2 separate regions of the Homo sapiens genome follow, and region 1 is linked to region 2. Evidence: chromatin loops called from intact Hi-C (ENCODE). Cell type or tissue: CD4-positive, alpha-beta T cell. All regions are shown on one strand. Links, peaks and the distances in the headings refer to the core of each region. The heading gives the core; the rest is flanking DNA.

Region 1 (14,310 bases), core at 9,311-14,310, 82 kb after region 2:
TGCCCTGAGATTTTATGGTCTACAAGGGAAGATTGTTTACTGTAAACTAGCATTTTCTTAGGGTTGTTTCTAGTTGTTAAGTGGGAAAATGTGGTTCATTTTTCAAATAGGCTTGGGAAATCCTGAGTTAAGCAAAGTTTATCGGCTGCCTTTATCAAAAGACTGCTGAGGATTTAGTATTTTTATATATATAGTAAGTATCCAAAGAGACCTATAGTGTGTATACCTAATTTATTTGTCCATGGAATCTTTTCTTTGCACTTATTGGAACTGTGTCTAACATGAAACAAACTCTGGGAAATTGTTTTAGATTAAACTTTTTTCCTATAATAGTGGTATATAAATAATGATGGTACTGTGGAATGTATTCTCCTAGTTAAAGAAACAAATAGGTTGGGTATGGTGGCTCACACCTGTAATCCCAACACTTTGGGAGGCTGAGGCGGGAGAATCTCTTGAGCCCAGGAATTTGAGACCAGCCTGGGCAACAAAATGAGACTCTATCTCTACAACAAAAACAAACCAGCCAGGCGTGGTGGTGCACACCTGTGGTCCCAGCTGCATGGGAGGCTGAGGCAGGAGGATTGCTTGAGCCCAGGTGGTCAAGGCTGCAGTGAGCCATGTTTGCACTACTCCATTTCAGCCTGGGCGACAGAGCGAGACCCTGTCTCAAAAATAAATAAATACATAAATAAAATTAAGTGATACCGGACAACCAAAGGAGACTGCAAATATGTGATAGATTCTATTTTGTGTATTTTTTCTTTGAATCTGTTGTAAGCATGCATTACTGTTACACTCTCTTACCTACTTTTATTATTTGAAATTCTTCTGTTTGATATATCTGCTGAGACTTAACTTCTGGTAGACTTTTGTGTATGCATTTTTGTAGTTTTGGAACAGGAACTTGTCTTCCACTGGGCTTTGTCTGTGGAAAACCTGGGTTGAGGCTGTACCCTCAAGAACTGTTTTACTTTTCAAGGGGAATCACTAGCTTGGGAACACTTTTTTTTTTCTTTTTGAGATAGAGTTTCGCTCTTGTTGCCCAGGCTGGAGTGCAATGGTGCGATCTCAGCTCACCACAACCTCTTCCTCCTGGGTTCAAGCGATTCTCCTGCCTCAGCCTCCCAAGTAGCGGAATTACAGGCATGTGTCACCACGCCTGGCTAATTTTGTATTTTTAGTAGAGATGGGTTCTCTCCATGTTGGTCAGGCTAGTCTTGAACTCCCGACCTCAGGTAATCTGCCCTCCTCGGCCTCCCAAAATGCTGGGATTACAGGCGTGAGCCACCGCGCTCGGCCAACCTGAGAGCGCTTTTATTATTAATTTCTTAGTTTGTAGTTTCCTGGGACCATCCATATGGTTTAAGTACAAACCCCAAACCCAAGTGTGAATAGGCCTATTGTTAGGAATTCTCAGAGGAGACTCCCCCGCTACCCTCCCTACAACTTTATTATCTCCCTGTGTCAGTGGATAGGTCTTTTAAAACCACTCTTTGGCTGGGAGTATAGTCCTTTGAAACTCTCAGCTTTATATAGGTGGCTCAGTTCCAATTCTCTATCTATGTGGTCTGAAGTGCTTATCTCCCATGCTTTTAATGCCTTCTAAAACACAAGCCGGATCAGGTGCAGTGGCTTATGCCTGTAATCCCAGCACTTTGGTAGACTGAGATGGGAGGATCACTTGACCCCAGGAGTTCAAGACCAGCCTGGGCAACATAGTGAGACCCCCCCCCCCCCATCTCAGAAGAATAAAACAAAATAAACACACAAGCCTCTTGATTATTGAGGAGATCAGTAAATTTCCCCACTCAGTGGTAGTTTACAGACTGCATTCTGACTTTTGGTTTCTTCAGTGTTTTGGGGACCTAGGAATTTCCCTTACATTCTTACAAGTCTGTGTAAGATTTATATTTAAAAGCGTTTACTGAACGACTGTGCATTTATTTATTTATTTATTTATTTGAGATGGAGTTTCACTCTTTTTACCCAGGCTGGAGTGCAGTGGTCCGATCTCGGCTCACTGCAACCTCAGCTTCCCGGATTCAGGAGATTCTCCTGCCTCAGCCTCCTGAGTAGCTGGGATTACAGGCACCTGCCACCACGCCCAGCTAATTTTTGGTATTTTTAGTAGAGACAAGGTTTCACCATGTTGGCCAGGCTGGTCTCAAACTCCTGACCTCAGGTGATCCACCTGCCTTGGCCTCCCAAAGTGCTGGGATTACAGGCGTGAGCCACTGCACCTGGCCAGACTGTGCATTTAAAAAGATCTCTTTTTGTTGTCTACTTAGGTAATGTAGGTTTCACTATTGCCAAAATTGGGAATTCATCCATTACTTTTATAATAAAAGATTGCTAAAGATGTTTTTATTGTTAAATTCTTTTTACATGTAAGTTAAATATACAATGCTACTGTGTTTATCAAGGAACTAGTGCTCTTTTTGTAGTTTTTTGTTCTTATTTGCACACAAACCACTTGTATTTATTTTGCTTATTATAGGGGAGTACTAGTCTTTTACTTTCCTTTTAGATGTAACCTTCTGTAATGGAAGATGATTGAAGACAAGGGGCCTCGTGTTGCTGACTACTTTGTTGTAGCAGGATTAACTGATGTTTCAAAGCCTCTAGAAGAAGAAATTCACTTCAATGATGCTTGTCATAAAGTAGCTAAACCAAAAGAACCTATTACAGATGTTTCAGTTATTATCAAATCTCTTGGGGAGGAAGTCCCACAGGATTATATCTGTATTGATGTTACCCCAACTGGATTGTCAGCTGATCTTAATAATGGAAGTCTTGTGGGGCCACAGATTTACCTTTGCTATAGAAGAGGAAGAGATAAGCCTCCACTTACAGATCTGGGGTAAGTATTTTTTTAAACGACTTACTGTTATTGATCCAAATAATATGCCTTGTAGATTTGGAGATTAACTGTTCATTCTGGTCATTAATAGATGTATGGCAGATTTAGAAAAATACACAAGTTTGTATTCAGAAACCTGTATTCTCTCCCTGTTTCCTTTTGTCTCTCTTTATCCTGAAGTTCCCAGCAGTCTTACCTTGCCTGGGTTTCTTTCAGTTAGAGGCAGGGGAGAGAATTTGAAAAACATTTGCAGGAAAGTACTAGAAAATTAAAGTGTTATCCTGATTGGAAAATTTTTGATTATTTTTAAAGTACGAAAAAAGGCTTTTAAGCATGTTATAATGATCAGTATAGATGGATTTTTTTCTTTTTAAAGGGACAGGGTTAATCTCTATCACCCAGCTGGAGTGCAATGGCATGATCATAGCTCACTACAGCCTCAAACTCCTGGCCTCAAGTAATCCTCCTGCCCCAGCCTCTTGAGTAGCTGGGACTATAGATACACGCTGTCACATCTGGCTAGTTTTTAATTTTTTTGTAGAGACAGGGTCTTGCTATGTTGCCCAGGCTAGTCTCAAACTCCTGGCCTCAAGTGATTTTCCTGCCTTGGCCTCCCAAAGTACTGGGATTACAGATGTGAGCCACCACACCCAGCCCCATTATAGATGGATTGTTAACTGTGTGTATCAAAGAAGGATATTGGGGTAAATTAGAGCTTTACTTAGGGTGCTTTATTATTGAGATACAATTCGTATACCATACAGCCACTCATTTATTTAAAGTGTACAATTCAATAGTTTTTAGTATTTTCAGAGTTTTGCAACCATCACCACAATAAATTCTATGACATTTTTATCATGCCAAAAAGAAACCCTGTACTCCTTAGTTGCTACCCAATTTCCTAACTCACTTAGCCTTTGGCTACTTTCTGTCTTTATGGATTTGCCTATTTTGCACATTTCATATAAATAGAATCATACTATGTATATGATCTTTTTTGACTGACTTCTTAGCATAATGTTTTCAAGGTTCATCCATGTTATAGTATGTGTCGGTACTTTATTCCATTTTATGACTGAATAATATTCCATCATATGGGTATACCACAGTTTATTCATCTGTTGATGGATGTTTGAGACTTTTCCACTTCTTGGCTATTATAAATAATATTGCCATGAATATTCATGTGCAAGTTTTTATGTGGACATGTATTTTCATTTTTTATTTGTATATACCTAGGAGTGACATTGCTGGATCGTAATGGTAATTCCATGTTCAATCTTTTAAGGAACTGCCAGACTGCTAAGCAAACTGTACCATATTGCATTCCCACTTGCGGTACATGAGGGTTCCAATTTCTCCATGTCCTAGTCAGCATTTCATATTATTTTGATTATTGCTGTCCCAGCAGGTGTGAGATGGTATCTCATATGGTCTTGATTTGCATTCACTTGATGGCTAATGATGTTGAGCATCTTTTTATGTGCTTACTGACAAGTTTGTATATCTTCGGAGAAATGTCTATTCAGATCCTTTCCCCATTTTTAATTTGGTTGTCTTTTTGTTTGTTGAGCTATAAGAGTTCTTAATATATTCTAGATAAAGCCGCTTATCAGTTAAATGATTTACAAATATTTTCTGTAGGTTCTTTTTACTTTTCTTTATGGAATCCTTTGAAGCCAAAATGTTTAGATTTTATAGCTGACTATAAGGCTCAGAGAGGTTAAGTAACTGCTTACAGAACTGCAGCTAGTAACAGGTGGTGGGAATTTGAATTTAGATTGTCTAACTTCTCTGTGTGTAGGTGCCTTTTTTAAGTTAAGAAAAAGCAAAACAAGATCAAAAGAAGGAAGAATAAGCACTTAAGCTAACATTAGGATTCATGCAGTTGCTATGATTAAGCATCAAATTTAACTGTAAATTTTCAAAATATTGAGAAGATTTTTTTTTAATTTGTTGATGGCCAGAAGAAAAAGTGAAATTAAAACTTATATTAGAAATAATTTGGCCAGGCACAGTGGCTCATGCCTGTAATCCCGGCACTTTGGAAGGCCTAGGTGGGTAGATCAACTGAGGTCAGGCGTTCGAGATCAGCTTGACCAACATGGCGAAACCCTGTCTCTACTAAAAACACAAACTTAGTGTGGTGTAGTGGTGCGTGCCTGTAATTTCAGCTACTTGGGAGGCTGAGGCAGGATACTTGCTTGAATCCAGGAGGCGGAGGTTGCAGTGAGCGAAGATCATGCCATTGCACTTCAGCCTGGGCAACAAAAGCGAAACTTCATCTCAAAAAAAAAAAAAAAAAAGAAAGAAAGAAATAATTTGACCAGTTTTTGGCATTATATTTTATTTGTATAGTGGATTTTATATGAGAAATATTGATTGATGATGAAGACATTGCTTGTTACAAGTTTTATAGCAAATGCAAAAACACATTTAATTTATAGCTTTATAGCAAATGCAGAAACATATTTAATTTGTAGCTAGGCACAGTGGCTTACACGTGTAATCCCAACACTTTGGGAGGCCGAGGCAGACAGATCACTTGAGGTCAGGAGTTCGAGATCAGCCTGGCCAACATGGTGAAACTTTGTCTCTACTAAAAATACAAAAATTAGTCAGGTGTGGTGCCACACGCCTGTAATCCCAGCTACTCGGGAGGCTGAGGCTGGAGAATCGCTTGAACATTGGAGGCAGAGGTTGCAGTGAGCTGAGATCACAACACTGCACTCCAGCCTGGGTGACAGAGTGAGACTCCGAGACTCTGTCTCAAAAAAACCATATATAGCTTATTTTATTTTTATTTTTTTACTAGTGCCAAGGACTTGGCATTAAAGTACAAATCAATGAATTTAATGAGGGAATAAACTAATGTTATTTAAGCACTATTTTTTTTAGTGTTCCTTAGTGCTTAAGTATAGAAAACTTAATGAATGGATGCCAGGTCCACCCTGTACTAAAAGCCTATGATTTTACCCCAATAAAGAGAAAATAAAAGCCTAGTGCCTCACCCAGACTTTTGATTAAGGATGGATTTGAAGTTACATTCTCTTAGCCTAAAACTGTCTCTTAAAGCTAAGGAAAGTATTGGAGATAAAAGCGTGCAAGCAGACTCTACACAGTTGGGCAAGTAACCTTTTGTAAAATTTTAACTTTGGCCAAAATGCCCAGTTGCTTTTTCTAAAGAAGGTGCTTGTTTTAGAGACAAAAAATAAATTAATAACTATATTAAATGATGTGCCAAAATAGGTACCTTCACATTTAATTGTACCTTTCTCTGGTTTATATTAACAAACACAATGGTTTGTCAGAATTTTTCCTTAAAACAAAGTTTTTGGTGGGGAAAAGAGTTATTCTTTAATTCATACAAGACCGTGCATTTTAAAATTGCAGTAAGATTGGAATATTTTTACCATGCTACTACATTTAAGGATCAGTTGATGATGCCTGAGAATATTACTTTTCATATTTAAAGTGCTTTGTGTATTTATTTTTAAAAATTTATTTTTAGGGTTTTATATGACTGGAAAGAAAGATTGAAACAGGGTTGTGAAATTATTCAGAGTACTCCCTATGGGCGCCCCGCAAATATTAGTGGGAGTACCTCATCACAAAGAATTTATATCACTTACCGAAGAGCCTCTGAAAACATGACTCAGAATACGTTGGCTGTCACTGACATATGTATTATTATACCCAGTAAAGGAGAAAGCCCACCACACACGTTCTGCAAAGTCGACAAGAATCTCAATAACAGTATGGTAAGTGACTTACTTGCACTGGTAACATTAACCACTGATGAAAAGAGCATAATTTTAAATACATCTTTTTTTTTTTTTTTTTTTTTTTTTTTTTTTTGGAAAACAGCATAGTTTAATTACAGAATTGAAAAATGTGTTTTTAAAGATATTAGATATTTTACTTTTCGGAAAGTACTTTGGTTGTACTTTCAAAAGAAACTATGCAAAGTACTTTTTTTTAAATTAAAAAAATAATATCCCCCACCCCCCCCGCCCACTACAAAAGCAATGAGTATCCTTCCACTTGTGACTAGATCCCACACCTCAACGGGACTAGATCCCACATCTCAATTTACCCATTTGAAGACATGGCTTTAGCAGTCCTCCCTACTTTTTTGTAAATCATTGGTTTTTCCCTCCCTATTTCCTCCAACATGCAAATATTTCTTATCTTTGCAAAACTTCTTGATCTCATATTCCTCTGCTTTCATTGCCTCATTTCATTATCCTTTACAGTAAAAGTTCTAAAAAGAGTTGAGTATATTCTGTCCCATTCCTCACTTTACTCTTTCCAGTCAGCCTTTTGTCTCCATCACTCCATCAAGATTTCTCTTGTTGTCATATCCAGAGATCAATACTTTGTTTTAATTTTTCAGCAGGTTTCTACATAAACGGTTACTTCTTCCTTCTTGAAACAGTGCAATGAAGAAGAAATATACTCTCTTCTTAGGTACTCTCTTGCTTTTTCCTTTTACCTCACCAGTCATTCCCTTTCTGCCTTTGCTGATTCCTTTTCATCTCCCCATCCCTACACAATGGAGTGCCTCATGGTTCAGTCCTCAAAGCATTTATCTTCACCACCTAAACATACTCCTTTGGTGATCTAATCATTTAAATATAGGCCACGTGTGGATGACTTCTAAATTTGTCTAATCTGGACTTCTCTAATTCATCATCCCTTCTTGAATATCTCATCTAATGAAGCATCTCAAATTTAATATGTCCAAAACTGAACTCCTGATGTTTCTCTCCAAACCTGCTTATAGTCTTCCTTATCTAGCAAATGGAAATTCCATTCTTCTAGTAACTCACACTGAAAAACCTTGGAGTAAACTTAACCTTTATCTTCTCCTCATTCAGTTCTTCTGTAAACTCTGTTAGCTATAATTTCAAAATGTATCTCGAACATGGCCACTTCACAACGCCTCTATTGCCATAACCCTAGTCTAAGCCATAATTGTCTCTTAATGGGATTATTGCAGTAGTGTCCTAATCCAGGGGTCAGGCAAATTTTTTCTTTAAAGAGCTAGGTGATAAATTAAGTTTTACAGGTCATACAATCTCTGTCTCATAGTCATCTCTTTTTTTTAACCCTTTATAAAAGCAAAAACTATTCTTAGTTTAGATATACAAGAACAGACCTTGGGCCAAATGCAGGCCATAGTTTTTTATCTAACTGATCAGTTCTTCCACTTCTGCTCTCTCTATCATATTCTTTGCATAGACAAGAGTGATCCTTTAAAAACATAAATCAGATCCTATCACTACTCTGCTTAAAACCCTTAATGGCTTCTCATCTCACTCTTAGTAAAAGCCAAAGTCCTCCCATGCATGATCCTTAACTGTCTTGTCTTTGTTCTTTTATTACTGTTTTAAATTAAAAAAAAAAAGGAATGTATACTCAAAGAAAATTGGAGGGCGAGGAGTATACAAATTGTAGATCTATGGAGTAGAAAGTGAGAAAATGAAGGTTCTTGTTCCTACTTCCATGTTTTGTCAGGGCTAACAATGAGCAATTTGACTTGTGTCCTTCCAGACCCTTTTGTGTTCACATATGTGGGGTATATATAATAAATTAATCCTTTTTTTTAATTTGAATTTTTTTGTATTTCCTTTTTCTTTTTTCACTTTTTATTTTAAAATCGGAGTACATTTGCAGGTTTGTTACAAAGGTATATATTGCATGATGCTGAGGTTTAGGGTGTGATTGAACCCATCACCCAGATAGTGAGCATAGAACCCAATGGGTGGTTTATCAGCCGTTGCTTTCCTCCCTGTCTTCCCCCTCTAGTAGTCCCCAGCGTCTTTTGTTCCTATCTTTATGTCCAGGTATACCCAATATTTAGCTCTCACTTATAAGCGAGAAAATGCAGTATTTAGTTTTCTGTTTCTGCATTAGTTTGCTTAGGATGATGACCTCCAGCTGCATCCACGTTGCTGCACAAGACATGATTTCATTCTTTTTTTATGATTGTATAGTATTAAAAAAATGGAAATTTCTTTATATTTCTGATATAAGCCTTTTTTCTATCGTTATCAGTTTATTTAACTTTCTACTTAATTATTTTAACAACTGCATAGTATTCCAGAAAGTACAAATGCAGAATGATGAATACAAGTTATTTTCAGTTTTTTCCATTCCTAGTAATGCTACTTTGATTAATGCTGTGCATTTTCTGTAGATATTTGAGTGTCTCTGGAAGAATAAGTAATTGTAAGTGGAACTGATGGGTCCATGAGTATGCTGACCATTTTGAAAGTGTTGAAATAATTGTTCTGAAAACGCTGTGGCAGTTTTTACTCCCAGCAGGCATAGTTTATGAGAATGCTATTTCCTACATTCCCACACCTCACCAACATTGGTTGTTACCAATTATTGACTTTTTAATTATTGACTATATAATACAAAATTGTTCTAATTTTAATTTGCATTTCTTTGCTTATTGTGGAGGTTGATAATATTGTAATATATTTATTAAATATTAAATATACTTAATATCAGTGTATTAAATATATTATTGAATGGCTAAATATTATTGTATTAAATGGATGTGCCACAATTTATTTATTATCCTCTTTTGTAAAGACCTTTAGATTCTGGTTTTTAAAAATGTTGCAAGCAAGCTGTTACGAACATACTTATAACTAAATCTTCTATAAAACAAGTTACATTTATTTAGCTCTTCTGTGCTATACACCGTTCTAAGTATTTCACATTCAATAACTCAGTTCTGCACAACCACCCTGAATAGGTATTTTCTCCCCATTTTACAAAGAAGAAAATTTGAGAGTTAAAGAGGTGGTTACTTTCCCATGATCATACCTTCAATTAGTAGTTAAAGCAAGATCCAATTCAGGTTGCAGAACTCCAGAACCAAACTCCTGAGCACTGTACTGCATTAATTATTTCCTTATGGTTCGTCCTGGAATTTCTGGATCAAAGCGCATATTTACTATTAAGATTTTATCCAGAAGGGTTTAACCAATTAAAATTCCTACCAATAAAGTACGAGAATATTGGTTTTTTTTTCATAATTTTGTCAACAATTGGGTCTCTTTTTTCTTTTTTTCTACTGCAGCTACTCTGAAGAAACAATTGGGTTTTTCTTTTTGTTTTTTTTTTTTTAGAGACAGGGTCTTGTTCTGTTGCCCAGGCTGGAGTATAGTGGACTGCTCATGGCTCATTGTAGCCTCGACCTCTTGGGCTCAAGTGATCCTCCCACTTTGGCCTCTCGAGCAGCTCAGTGGATTGACCACAGGTGTGCACCACCACATCTGGCTAATTTTTAACTTTTTTGTAGAATTGAGGTTTCCCTACATACCCCCGGCTCGTCTTGAACTCCTGAGCTCCAGCATTCCTCTTCAGTCCCCCAAAGTGCTGGGATTACAGACATGAGCCCCTGTGCCTGGCCAACAATTGGGTTTTTAATCACAAAATTTTAAATTTAATTTCTTTCTTTCTTTTTCTTTGTTTTTTTTGTTTGTTTTTTTTTTTTTAGAGACAGGATCTTGTTCTGTCACCCAGGCTGGAGTACATCAGTAGCATGATCATAGCTCTTTGTAGCCTCAAACTCCTGGGCTAACGTGATTCTCCTGCTTCAGCCTCCCAAATAACTGAGACTACAGGCATGCACCACCATGCTCGACTAATTTTCAAAATTTTTTGTAGATATTGGGTCTTATTTTATTGCCCAGGCTGGTCTTGAGCTCCTGGCCTCAAGCAATCCTCCCTCCTTGGCCTCCCAAAGCACTAGGATTGCAGGCATGAGTGACTTTGCTTAGCTGTAAATTTAATTTCTTTTTATTTTATTTTATTTTTTCTCACCCTATCTTGCGTGGATTTTGTTTAATTTTTAAATTTTTCCTCAAAAGCTAATTTCTTGATGTTAGAGCAGATATTTACAGTGTCCTATTATCATTATGTAAATTAACACTTTGCTAAGATCTAAAGATTTTATACGCATTTCAACATGTGTTAAGTTTTTATGGAAGTTGACTTTTTAAAAATTCATGTTCCTTTTTCTGAAGTGTAGGGAAGCAGACTTTTTTTTTTTCCTTTTTTTTTTTTTTTTTTTTTTTTGAGACGGAGTATCGCTCTGTCGCCCAGGCTGGAGTGCAGTGGTGCCATCTCAGCTCACTGCAACCTCCACCTCCCGGGTTCAAGTGATTCTCCTGCCTCAGCCTCCTGAGTAGCTGGGATTACAGGCGCGCGCCACCACGCCTGACTATTTTTGTATATTTAGTAGAGATGGGGTTTCACCACGTTGGTCAGGCTGATCTTGAACTCCTGACCTTGTGATCCGCCCACCTGAGCCTCCCAAAGTGCTGGGATTGCAGGTATGAGCCACTGTGCCTGGCCAGGAAGCAGATTTTTAAAACTATTTTTACTTTCTTAATATAGCAACATGAGATACTGAGGGTTAAGATGAAGCAAAAAGACGAAAAACTGGGGTGTATTGATATGTGGCTGGATACAGTACAAATTTTGGGACCCTGAATTTGGTTTTAACCCTCTCAATAAGATAGCACAGGATATCTGTATTTCATAGTGATTAAAATCAGTATAGATTAGTGTGTTCAGAGCACAAACTCTGGTTCTAGAGTGTCTGGGTCTGTACCCTATCTCTGACCATTACTGGCTGTGTGACCTGGGACAAGTAGCTTAACCTCTCTGTGCCTGTTACATGATTGTAAAATGAGGATGATAATAGCATCTAGTTTAATCCATATTAAGCTTATAGAAAGAGTTTTCAAAAATTACTTTGTTTTAAACCTTGGACCATAGCCTTAAATGATTTGGACTTTGATTTGATATTAGAACATAATTACAGTATTTTAGAGCTGGATGAGAACTTAGAGTGGTCATACAATCTAAAATTGCAAAAATTTGTGAAGAAGAATATTTAGTCCAGGTAGCTTGCTTGACTTGCTTTAAAACACACAGCTAATTTTTGGCAAATTTGAGACTATCTCCTTAGTTTTTGACTCTCGTTAAGAGTATTTTTTTTTTTTTTTAAACAGAGTCTCACTTTGTCACCCAGGATGGAGTGTAGTGGTGCGATCTCGGCTCCCTGCAACCTCCACCTCCTGGGTTCAAGTGATTGTCCTATCCCAACCTCCCGAGTAGCTGGGATTACAGGCATGCGCCACCACGCCCGGCCATTTTTTGTATTTTTTTTTTTTTTTAGTAGAGACAGGGTTTTACCATTTTTTTAGTAGAGAACAGGGTTTTACCATATTGGCCAGGCTGGTCTTCTGATCTCAAGTGATCCGCCTGCCTCGGCCTCCCAAAGTGCTGGGATTACAGATGTGAGCCACTGCACCTGGCTGAGTCTCCTTAAGGGTATTTTTTAAATACTCTTTCCACATGGCTCTTGTTTTACAACTGTCCAAGAATGTCAGCATTTGATTTAGCGAGTTTACTTAGAAAAGTAGAATTGAGCCGGGTGCTGTGACCTGTAATCCCAACACTTTGGGAGGCTGAGGCAGTTGGATCACTTGAGGTCAGGAGTTCGTGACCAGCCTGGCCAACATGCTGAAACCCTGTCTCTACTAAAATACAAAAATTAGCCAGGCCTGGTAGTGCACACCTGTAATCCCAGCTACTCGGGAGGCTGAGGCAGGAGAATTGCTTTAACCTGGGAGGCAGAGGTTGCAGTGAGCCGAGATCATGCCACTGCACTACAGTCTGCGTGACAGAACGAGACTCCGTCTCAAAAAAAAAAAAAAAAAAAAAAAAAAAAAAAAAAAGAGAAAAAAGTAGAATTGTTAACAAGGGAAGTAATTAAATCATGTACCTAATTCTGGGGGAAAGAGGAAGAATTTGAAAGTACGTTTTTGCTGTGGCAAACCACAATGTGGATACTTATTGGTAGAGAGTTTAAAGTAGTTTTAGAACAATGCCTCCTTCTTTTTTCACCTTGAACCTTGTGTGTAAAAAAATTTGGAAAATGCTTTTAATTCCTTTTTTTTTTTTTTGAGACGGAGTTTCACTCTTGTCGCCCAGGCTGGAGTGCGATGGTATGATCTCTGCACACCGCAACCTCCGCCTCCTGGGTTCAAGGGATTCTCCTGCCTCAGCCTCCTGCGTAGCTGGGATTAAGGGTGCCCGCCACCACATCCTGCTAATTTTTGTATTTTTTTTTTTTGGTAGAGACGGGGTTTCACCATGTTGGCCAGGCCGGTCTCAAACTCCTGGCCTCAGGTGATCCGCCCACCTCGGCCTTCCAAAGTGCTGGGATTACAGGCATGAGCCACCATGCCTGGCCCCGCTCTTAATTTTAATATCCATGGTTCTCTTTCCTACAGAGCCCCGTAACTTATACTGCATTTCTAACTCCTTGTTTTTCATTATAGAATATTCCTTTTGGTTTCTACTATATCCAAATGGTCATATAGTTCTTTTTTTATTGTCACCAAAGTTATTATTGAAGTTTTCTTGCTATCTTTACAAATTGGATTTATTGGGAAGTAGAGTTGGGACTTTCCAATAGAGAGCCCATTTTTATAAAATTTTTTTTATCCATTTGATAAACCAAAATTTGTTTGCCTATATTCATAATATCTGCTTGACTTTTACATATTCATGTGACTTAAAAAATATTTTTCCAGTAGATTAGTGTGTTAAATGTTGCTTATGTTCATTGCTGTGTTGGGATTTTATTTTTATAAATGCTTTAATATTTTTCCATCAAGAGAAAATTTCCCAAGGCTACAATCTCAACATAATTCATTAAACTATATTAAAATAAAAGGTTAAGGGTTTTTATTTTTTAGTAAGATATTTGCAGATAGCCAGACATATTATTTTATGTGTATTGTGTGTTTTAAATAAGAGAGATATTTGAATATTATTCTCTTTCACTTTAGTTTGACCACATTATGCTGTTAGCTATTCAGTATTTGGAAGGCTGACAGATACTTAAAGTTGAAAAGCAAAGATTTATGTTTTTGAATACTCAGGAGATTGTCATTTCTTGATAAAATATTATTAAATGATCATATAGTGCTATTTATGATATCTTCTCATTGTTATTCATCAGATTTTTAAGTACATCTAAATGAGAACTTGATTAAGTGAGTGTGAACTAAATATCAGAGAAACCAAAGTTGGAAAATAATTTATATTCAGACACTTGGCTTCTTACATGAAAATACTTATGTAACTTGTCTGTATTTTCTGTAATACTGATATTTTTCCAAAGTTTTAGTCGTTACCTTTAAGTAACTACTTGTCACCTCTTGTCACCTGGCTTTTGACAGGTATATAATGCATTTTTTATTCAGAAATGACTCAAGTACAATTCTTATTTAATTCTTGAAAGGATTACATGAGAAACAAGCCAACAAAAAGGCTTCTGTACATTCAAAATAGATACAAAGTTCAGACACTAAAAGCTTATACTTTATGAGTCTCTCAGAGCTACC
Region 2 (9,286 bases), core at 4,287-9,286:
GCTGAAATACTCTTGATGCCTGAGTAGCAAGCACTTTATAAACTCAGCCAGACAAAGGAGGAGATTGCAGGACAAAATCATTTATTCACAGCCATGTGGAAGCCATACATGAGATTCTCTGGTGGTAAAGACTGCAGTTGCTGTCTTCCAGAGAGAAGGTTTTGTTATGCAATTTTTTTTTTTTTCTGAGATGGAGTCTTACTCTGTCGCCCAGGCTGGAGTGCAGCGGCATGACCTTGGCTCACTGCAACCTCCACCTCCCGAGTTCCAGTTATTCTCCTGCCTGAGCCTCCCGAGTAGCTGAGATTACAGGTGTGTGCCACCATGCCTGGCTAATTTTTGTATTTTTAGTAGAGACAGGGTTTTACCATGCTCCCCAGGCTGGTCTCAAACTCCTGGCCTGAAGTGATTCTCCCACCTTGGCTTCCCAAAGTGCTGGGATTACAGGCGTAAACCACTGTGCCTGGCCTGTGTTCTCATCTGGAAAATCCAACTGATAGCCTTTGCCTTACCAGTGTTAAATCACGTTTAGCATAAAGCTGCCTCCTTACATATCTTAAGTTCAGCCTAAAGGTTTCTCTGTACATCATGAACTATAACCTAAATGGAGCTGTATACAGGCTGTAGTCTACTTTTGTGTCAATCATTGAGTTTTGGCCAGTCAAGGATGGCCAACTGTTCAAACGTGTTCAAATAAGGCAAACACCGAACTGTAACCCATCCAGCTGTTTCTCCTCCTCACTTCTTTTTTCTGTTTGTCATTTTCCTTTTTCTGGCCATAAATCTTCCACCATGTGGCTGCGCTGGAGTCTCTGAGCATACTCTGGCTCAGGAGGCTGCCCGATTCACAAATTGTTCTTTGCTCAATTAAACTCTTTTAAATTTAATTTGGCTACAGTTTTTCTTTTAACATCTGTTTCTCAGAATAAAAGTGAAAGATTCCAATGAAAACATTGAAAAAGTAAAAAGAGCTATGAATGTGACATCTTAATGCAACTGCAACAATTTGGCAACACAATTGGTAATCCAGGGTTGCCGGGTTTGTGAAAAGGTACACATCTCCTGGGCCTCTGCCTCTTCCAGATACTTACGGCCAGTTTTGTTGATAGAGTACACTTGTCAATGACTCTTTCCTCCCATCCAAGCTTCCATCCACCATACCTATCATAACAATACCATAAGGTAAACATTATTAAGCCCCAGTTACAGTTGTATGAAAAGTAGTACAGAGAGCTTAAGTGTCTTCTTTACAAGCTAATAACAAATATATATAGAAGAGCTGGGATCTGACCCCAGAACTCCAACACTAATCTCTGGTCTCCTATGTTTCTCTGTTATCTTTTAAAACACCAGTGTCTTGGCCGGGTGAGGTTGCTCACACCTATAATCCCAGCACTTTGGGAGGCCGAGGCGGGCACATTGCCTGAGCCCAGGAGTTCGAGACCAGCTTGAGCAACATGGTGAAACCCCATCTGTACTAAAAATACAAAAATTAGCCGGACATGGTGGCATTCACCTGTAGTCTTAGCTACTCAGCAGGCTGAAGTGGGAGGATAGCTTGAGCCCAGGAGATGACGGAGGTTGCAGTGAGCCATGATCGCACCACTGTACTCTATCCTGGGCAACACAGAGAGATCTTATTTCAAAAAAAAACAAACAATGAAACATTAGTGTCTCTAATACAGTAGTCACCAGCCACAAATGACTATTTGCATTTAAATTAATTAAAATTAAACTGGGCCGGGTGTGGTGGCTCATGCCTATAATCCTAGCACTTTGGGAGGCTGAAGTGAGTGGATCACTTGAAGTCAGGAGTTCAAGACCAGCCTGGCCAATATGGTGAAACCCCATCTCTACTGAAAATGCAAAAATTAGCCAGGTATGGTGGCATGCACATGTCATTCCAGCTATTAGGGAGGCTGAGGCACGAGAATTGCTTGAACCTGGGAAGCAAAGGTTGCAATGAGTCGAGGTCACGCCACTGCACTCTAGCCTGGGCGACAGAGTGAGACTCTGTCTCAAAAAAAATAAATAAACAAAAATTAAACTGGATAAAAACATCCTCGCTTTCCACATTGCAAGTATTCAGTACCCATGTGTAGCTACTATATCAGACAGCATGGATATACAACATTTCCATCATTGCAAAAAGTTGAAATGAACAGTGTTACTGGCACACTACTGTATGCATCAGTAAGACACAGACTGGTGAAATATTTACTTTTACCTGATTCTGCCCCTCTTTCATCCTTATTGTCTAATTCTGAATGTTTTCTCTAGTCCCTCCTTCAGTCTTCTACCTAAATGCATGCCTGGAACTGGCCTGCTGGCTCTGAAGGGCACCCAGCACACAGGGCAGACACGGGGATTTTGATGACAAAGATTGATGCTGGCACTTTGCCTGAGCCCAGGAGACAGCAGCTCTAAAGCAGTCTGCAGCAACAGCACCAGGGTGGGAAGTGAACACCCTCTTTCTGCACATTTGCTGTTTGTTCACCTGCTCTGTCAGAAGTAGACAGAGGCAGAAAGGAAAAAGGAAAGAAGTTAAGTGAGGAGAACGAGAGGAGTGGGGCTAAAGACACCAAAACTTGGTGATCGAATTGTCTTCTAGTTCTTCCAGGCACAAAAGCTTATTCTCTAAAACCATTAAGGAGATTTCATTTGCCATTCCTACAATGGAAGGAATTTAATAATCACTCACTCTCTTAAAGCACTCACCAAACATGGATTTAAATGATCCCGGGCCTAATGATATGTTAAACATCCACATCCTCCTGATGAAGAAGACCCTAGTATAAGTGTTGAAAAAATCAAGTGTTACCAAAAAAAAAAAAAAAAAAAAAAGCCATGAATGAACTGTCTCCTCACCTAGTCCTGTCAATATGTCCTCCTTCTGTCTTCATGCTATCCTGAATATTTAGAAGCCTCTGCTTTGATACTCACCCTTCTTAAGGGGTCCTTTATGCCCAGGGAAGTTATATGAGGACCCATGGAGGTTTCAGCACTCTTTCTGACATCTAGGCTACAAACTGTCCAACCCATCTAAATGTAACAACAGTTTTACCCACATTGCTTTTCTGGCTAACTTCTCTAGCTCTTTGTGTAATTTAGGAAGTAGCATCTTCAAAACATTATAAAACACTCCTTAAGTAATGTGTAGGTGCTCTTTTGCAAGGCCCTGCCTCGCTCATGTGAGTATTATTTTAAAATACTGCCTCTGGATTCCTGGTCTTCAGTTTGAAATTTTTGTAGCTGCTTCAGCACTTCCTTCCCAGAGAGGGCTTGTGGCCTTGCTCCAAACAACACCACAGGACTTCCGCTAAGTATCCGGTTTTGTTTTGGTTTCCTACAACTGAGCTGTCACTCTCTGAGTTGCTGTTTTCAGAGCCCGCTGGGAGGAAAACAGGAATGGGCCCCTGCGGCACCATGCACAGGGCCAAGGAGCTTGGAAACCACTTGAAGGAGCAGCTGGGTGAAAAGTGGCAGGCCGCTATGGGACTCCTCTCTCAGCCTATGAGGACATAGATGACATCGGAAACCTGTGCTTACAGTTTCTCAGGGGCCTGGCACTTTGCTCTGTTGTCCCAGTGACTCACATGATAATTTTCCAGGCCTTCAAACTAGGTCAACAGCTTTGTTTGCCCAGAGAGCTCCCCTGGGAGGCCATTCTAAGGAAAGCAGACTGAAAGGGGATGTTTGGCCAGGTGATTCTTTTTGCTGGCTTTTAGCCTGAGGAAACATGATCAGTATTCAGGCCAGGAGTTTGGAGAATTAAAAGCTGCCAGCATCTGGGCTAAACCAACATACGTCAGTATTATTAGTTAAATGTTAACCATACTGCTAATTGCAGCCCTCTCCTGGAAAGAATTGAACAGATGATTTGGGAAGGCCCTAAAACAAGATGTCCACTCCTTATAGATAAGAAAGACAGCAGCTTGTGCTACAAATCTAGTCATAGAAGCTTCCATTAACTGTGAGTGGGACCTGATCAATTTTTTTCTTTATTAAGCGATGTAGTCTGATTCAGTATTTCTCAAATTTGAGAAGTCACAGAGCCCCAAGAACATATCTGAAGACCTGTAGACCCCAGTTTTTTAAGTCGGAATTACAAGTTTTTCTTTTCTTTTTTTTTTTTTTTTTTTTGAGACAGAGTCTTGCTCTGTTGCCCAGGCTGGAGTGCAGTGGCATGATCTCAGCTCACTGCAAGCTCCGCCTCCCATGTTCACGCCATTCTCCTGCCTCAGTCTCCCGAGTAGCTGGGACTACAGGCACCCGCCACCACGCCCGGCTAATTTTTTGTATTTTTAGTAGAGACAGGGTTTCACCATGTTAACCAGGATGGTCTCAATCTCCTGACCTTGTAATCCGCCCGCCTCAGCCTCCCAAAGTGCTGGGATTACAGGCGTGAGCCACCGTGCCCAGCCCGGAATTACAAGTTTTTCATACCAGTATTATTCACAATGGCCAGAAAGTGAAAACAACCCAAATGTCCATTGACTGATTGGTGGATAAACAATGGGATACAATGGCAACGAAAAGGAATGAAGTGCTGGTACGTGCTACAACATGGATGAATATCGAAAACATGCTAAATGAAAGAAGCCAGACACAAAGACCACATGTCATATGATTCCAGTTATATAAAATGTCCAGAATAGGCAAATCCAAAGAGACAGAGAGTAGATTAGTGGTTGCCAGGGGTTGGGGAGAGAGGGAAATGGACTGCTAATGGGTTTGGGGTTTTTTGAGGTGTGGGGGGTGATGAAAATGCTCTGAAATTATGTAGCAGTGATGGTTGCACAACCTTATGAGTATACCAAAAAACACTAAATTGTATACTTTAAAAGGATGCATTTATGGCATATGAATTACATCTACATTTTATTTGATTTGATTGATTGATTGAGACAGAGTCTCACTCTGGTTGCCCAGGCTGGAGTGCAGTGGTGCCATCTTGGCTCACTGCAGCCTCAACTTTTTGGGCTCAGGTGATTCTCCCACCTCAGCCTCCCAAGTAGCTGGGACTACAGGAGCATGACACAATGCCTGGCTAATTTTTTGTATTTTTTTTTTTTTTTAGTAGAGATGGGGTTTCACCATGTTGCCCAGGCTGATCTCGAACTCCTGGATTCAAGTAATCCGCCCGCCTCAGCCTCCCAGAGTGCTGGGATTACAGCTGTGAGCCACTGTACCCTCAGTCCATATCTAACTTTTAAAAGTTACATATTATTTTAATTTTAAAAGTTACATATTATTTTAGTTGATTACTGGGTATTAGAATATGTTAAATAGTTTGTGCAGAACAATGAAACCTTGTGTCAAGATTCACTTATGTGGTGGCTAGCCAGGTGGTCCAGAAGTGTAGGTTAATTGTAGATAATCATTGAGGGAAATCTAAAATATACTTGTAGATAATGTCAAGGCCCTAAGAACTCATCAGTAGAACTCTCAAGGGTCCCTGAACCCCAATTTGAGAAACATTGGCCCAGGTAACCTCCCAGGATTTGTGACCCTTTTACATGCTATGTGATGAAAACTCTTTATAATGTACTTTCCAAAGACAAAGTCTGGCCAGGGATGCCTTGGGATTTATAAGTCCCTTGGCTGAACCTTGGTAACATAAGTATGTTATTACTCCATCTACTCTCCAGATACTTAATTGAGCATGTGATCTATGAGGATAGAAATGCATTAACCCCATCATGAGATGAAAGTAGAGTATGATATCAGGTGATCTAACATGGAAGATCCTCTGAGGAAGGCCTCCCACTGGGGCCTCACTTGGTTCGTGGATTGATCACTCCTGACTTAGATACTATGACCTTCCAAAAGGGTCCCTGGTGATGGAATAAAGATGGATGCTGGTAACTCAAAACAGAGGGGAAGGCCAGTAGGCATTTATGTCAGCAAGGAGGCTTTCCCAAAAGGTCTGTTTGGGCATGGGCAAAGGTCAAGGTATATAGGGTGTGGTTCATGGTTGGCTTTTATACTTATTTAACTGGAGGACAACTCTCTCTACTCTTTGTTTTTTGGTTTTGTTTTTTGAGACAGAGTCTCGCTCTGTGGCCCAGGCTGGAGTGCAGTGGCGCAATCTTGGCTCACTGCAACCTCTGCCTCCCAGGTTCAAGTGATTCTCATGTCTCAGCCTCTTGAGTAGCTAGCATTACAGGCATGCATCACCATGCCTGGCTAATTTTTATATTTTTAGTAGAGACGAGGTTTCGCTCTCTTGGCCAGGCTGGTCTCGAACTTCCGGCCTCAAGTGATCCATCGACCTCAGATTCCCAAAGTGCTGAGATTACAGGCATGAGCCACTGTGCCCGGCCTGATTTTTTGTTTTCTCACCTAGAAAAAAAACAGAAATTATCCCACTTGCTAGGGTAGTTCAGTCATCAAACTACCAAATAGGGGCTACCAAAGCCCCTATTCTTTATGTATTCTTTATGTACTACACACTAGGCTTGTGCTGGGAGGAAACTGGTGTGGCCCCTTTTCTAAGGGAGCCCACAGCCCAGTGGGGGAGACTATTGTATGTTCTTAGTGTTATGGAAAGAAACTTTGTGTTGAAAGAACTTTGAAAACTATGAGTGCTTTAAAATATATGACAATAAGTATATTTTAATTATCCAGTATGAGTCAATGGTTGGTCTGATTTCTGGACCTGGGTATTTCTCTAAGAGGACTAGGTCTCGCTTTGTCACCCAGACTGGAGTGCAGTGGTGTGATCTAGGCTCACTGCAGCCTCAACTTCCCCAGGCTCAGGTGATCCTCCCACCTCAGCCTCCCAGGTAGTTGGGACTACAGGCGCAAGTCACCACGCCCAACACATTTTTGCATTTTTTATAGAGACAGGGTTTCGTCATGTTGCCTAGGCTGGCCTTGAATTCCTGAGCTCAGGCAATCCACCAGCCTAAGCCTCCTAAAGTGCTGGAATTACAGGCATGAGCCTCCATGCCTGGCCCAAACTACTTTTGTAGAATTAAACATTGGAGCAGTTACTAAATATCATTCACCTGGGTATTGACTGAATTCACCAACTCCCATGACGGTATTTTCATGTTGTGCCCACTAGGTGTCTCGTTATTTTGTAAGAAAATGGAAAAGCACAATGTTTCTACCTGTGTTACCAGTCAGCTATAGGATAAACATGGGAATCACTTAGCTAAAATCTCAGCCCCGTCCTAGCAATCATTGATTAAAATGCCAGTGGTTACCTCTCATTTGAGTAGAAGCAGGGAATGTCCACAAAGATGTCTTTGTGGATTCTTTCTGCTTCTCATAATCCATGTACCTAAAAACTGTTCTCTTAAAGTCAGGACTAGGAAGATGAAGTAGGAATTCTTCCACAACATGAGTACTAAGACCTTAAGGGTAACAGCACTGCATCCCCATTGGTTTCCTAGGTTAATGTTTATGCTGTAACCTGCATGTGAGCTGACATTCCCTAGCCACACCACACTATTTGTATGCCCAGCCAGAATGTGTTCTTCCCTATACATCAATCAAAAAGACTTGTTTTCACAACACAATCCAGGGTCTCTTCTTGCACTTAGAATTTCAGGTTTGTAAATAATATAATACTGCTTATCTCAATATTTTCACCTGTGTCATGAATGACTTTTCTTTAGATGGCCCATGCCGAACCTTCTGTATATGAGTGACATCAGAGCGGAAGGCACTAGATAACAAACAGGAAACTGAGTGCCTTCAAAAGTTTATTGCAACCTCAAGAGCCCATCTCATCAGGCTTTCATACTCTACTAATGGGAGTGTAAACTGATATGACCTTTCTGCAATACAATTTGACAGTATCTATCAAGAATGTATTTTAAAATGTATTTCAAAAGTACTCTTTAATGCTGTGTCTGTCAGGATCCCAAAAGAAAAAGGATTTCAGCCAGGAGCAGTGGCTCATGCCTACAATCCCAGCACTCTGGGAGGCCAAGATGAGTGAATTGCTTGAGCCCAGGAGTTCAGGACCAGCCTGAGCAACATGGTGTATTAGTCTGTTTTCATACTGCTATAAAGAACTGCCCAAGACTGGGTAATTTATAAAGGAAAGAGGTTTAATTGACTCACAGTTCAGCATGGCTGGGGAGGCCTCAGGAAACTTACAATCATGGCATAAGGCAAAGGATAAGCAAGGCACCTTCTTCATGTGGCGGCAGAAGGAGAAGTGCTGAGTGACGGGGGAAGAGCCCCTTATAAAACCATCAGATCTCGTGAGAACTCACTATCACGAGAATAGCAGGTGGGAAACTGCCCCCATGATTCAATTAACCTCCACCTGGTCTCTCCCTTGACACATGGGGATTATGGGGATTACAATTCAAGATGAGATTTGGGTAGGGACACAAAGCCTAACTATATCACATGGTAAAAACCCATCTCTACTAAAAATACAAAAATTAGCCAGGCATGGTGGCACACACCTGTAGTCTCAGCTACTCGGGAGGCTGAGGTGGAAGGATCACTTAAACCCAGGACACAGAGGTTGCAGTGAGCCTGTCAAAAGAAAAAAAAAAAAGAAAAAGGAAAACGATTTGAGTCAGGATGGTTCAAATGAAGAGACTCTTTTTTTTTTTTTTTTTGTTGGGGGACAGGCTCTCACTCCATTACCCAGGCTGGAGTGCAGTGGCACAACCTAGGCTCACTGCAACTTCTGCCTCCCGGGTTCAAGCGATTCTCCTGCCTCAGCTTCCTGAGTAGCTGGGTTTACAGGCACCCACCACCACCCCCAGGATAATTTTTGTATTTTTAGCAGAAAGGGGGTTTCACCATGTTGGCCAGGCTGGTCTCAAACTCCTGACCTCAAGTGATCCGCCTGTCTTGGTCTCCCAAAGTGCTGGGATTACAGGTGTGAGCATTGTGCCTGGCAATGAAGAGACTTTAATAAAAGAACTACTTACAGACAGGTAGGCTGGGCTAAGGGGTAAACAGGGATGTTAAGGCACCAAGAGAAAAGCAACAGTGGGAAGCAACATTTCCTTATCCTAGGGATAAAGGAACAGAGGGAGGAAATAATCTTACAGAATCCAGTAAGAGCAGGGAATGGTGGAGGAGGGATCCAACCCCAAGAAAGGAGACTAGGTTGGGGGTGGGGAGGGGTAAGCAGCTAGCTGGCTCAAAGCAGGAAGAGAGTAAGGAGGAAATACCCTGACTTCTCTCTCTTCTAGCATACGTGATCTCCGGCTGGTGCCACCCCTGAATAAATCCCAAGGAAGCCAAGGGGCAAGGAATGCTGGAGATGCAATTCTTTGGAATGAAGAAAGACAGAGATTGCGGT

The links. A loop is a pair of places that touch in the nucleus more often than their neighbours do. Peaks named below come from ENCODE experiments on the same cell type or tissue, not always from the same donor. Only the 100,000 strongest peaks of a DNase experiment are listed, where the experiment ranks them.
Region 1: it touches region 2 in a loop (2.4-fold over the local background); 12 of 110 quality-filtered maps call a loop at or near these places.

Annotation. Positions count from the first base shown.
Region 1 is chr15:65,744,693-65,759,002 of GRCh38, reverse strand. DENND4A (DENN domain containing 4A) reads left to right here. Exons shown (of 33, transcript NM_001320835.1): 3 at 2,531-2,863; 4 at 6,375-6,624. The coding sequence starts at 2,553. Among named protein-coding and RNA genes, the nearest start is that of MIR4511, 33 kb to the right of the region's middle. In CD4-positive, alpha-beta T cell, for the core only: no CTCF peak of the experiment used is centred there; no DNase peak of the experiment used is centred there.
Region 2 is chr15:65,827,158-65,836,443 of GRCh38, reverse strand. The region is part of intron 1 of LOC105370866 (a long non-coding RNA gene); the gene reads right to left. Among named protein-coding and RNA genes, the nearest start is that of TRQ-CTG1-4, 37 kb to the left of the region's middle. RefSeq lists enhancers at 1,905-2,635, 3,368-4,098. In CD4-positive, alpha-beta T cell, for the core only: CTCF peaks have their summits at 6,898 and 7,099; DNase peaks (open chromatin) are centred at 7,073, 7,683 and 9,123; H3K4me3 peaks cover 469 bases; H3K27ac peaks cover 2,205 bases.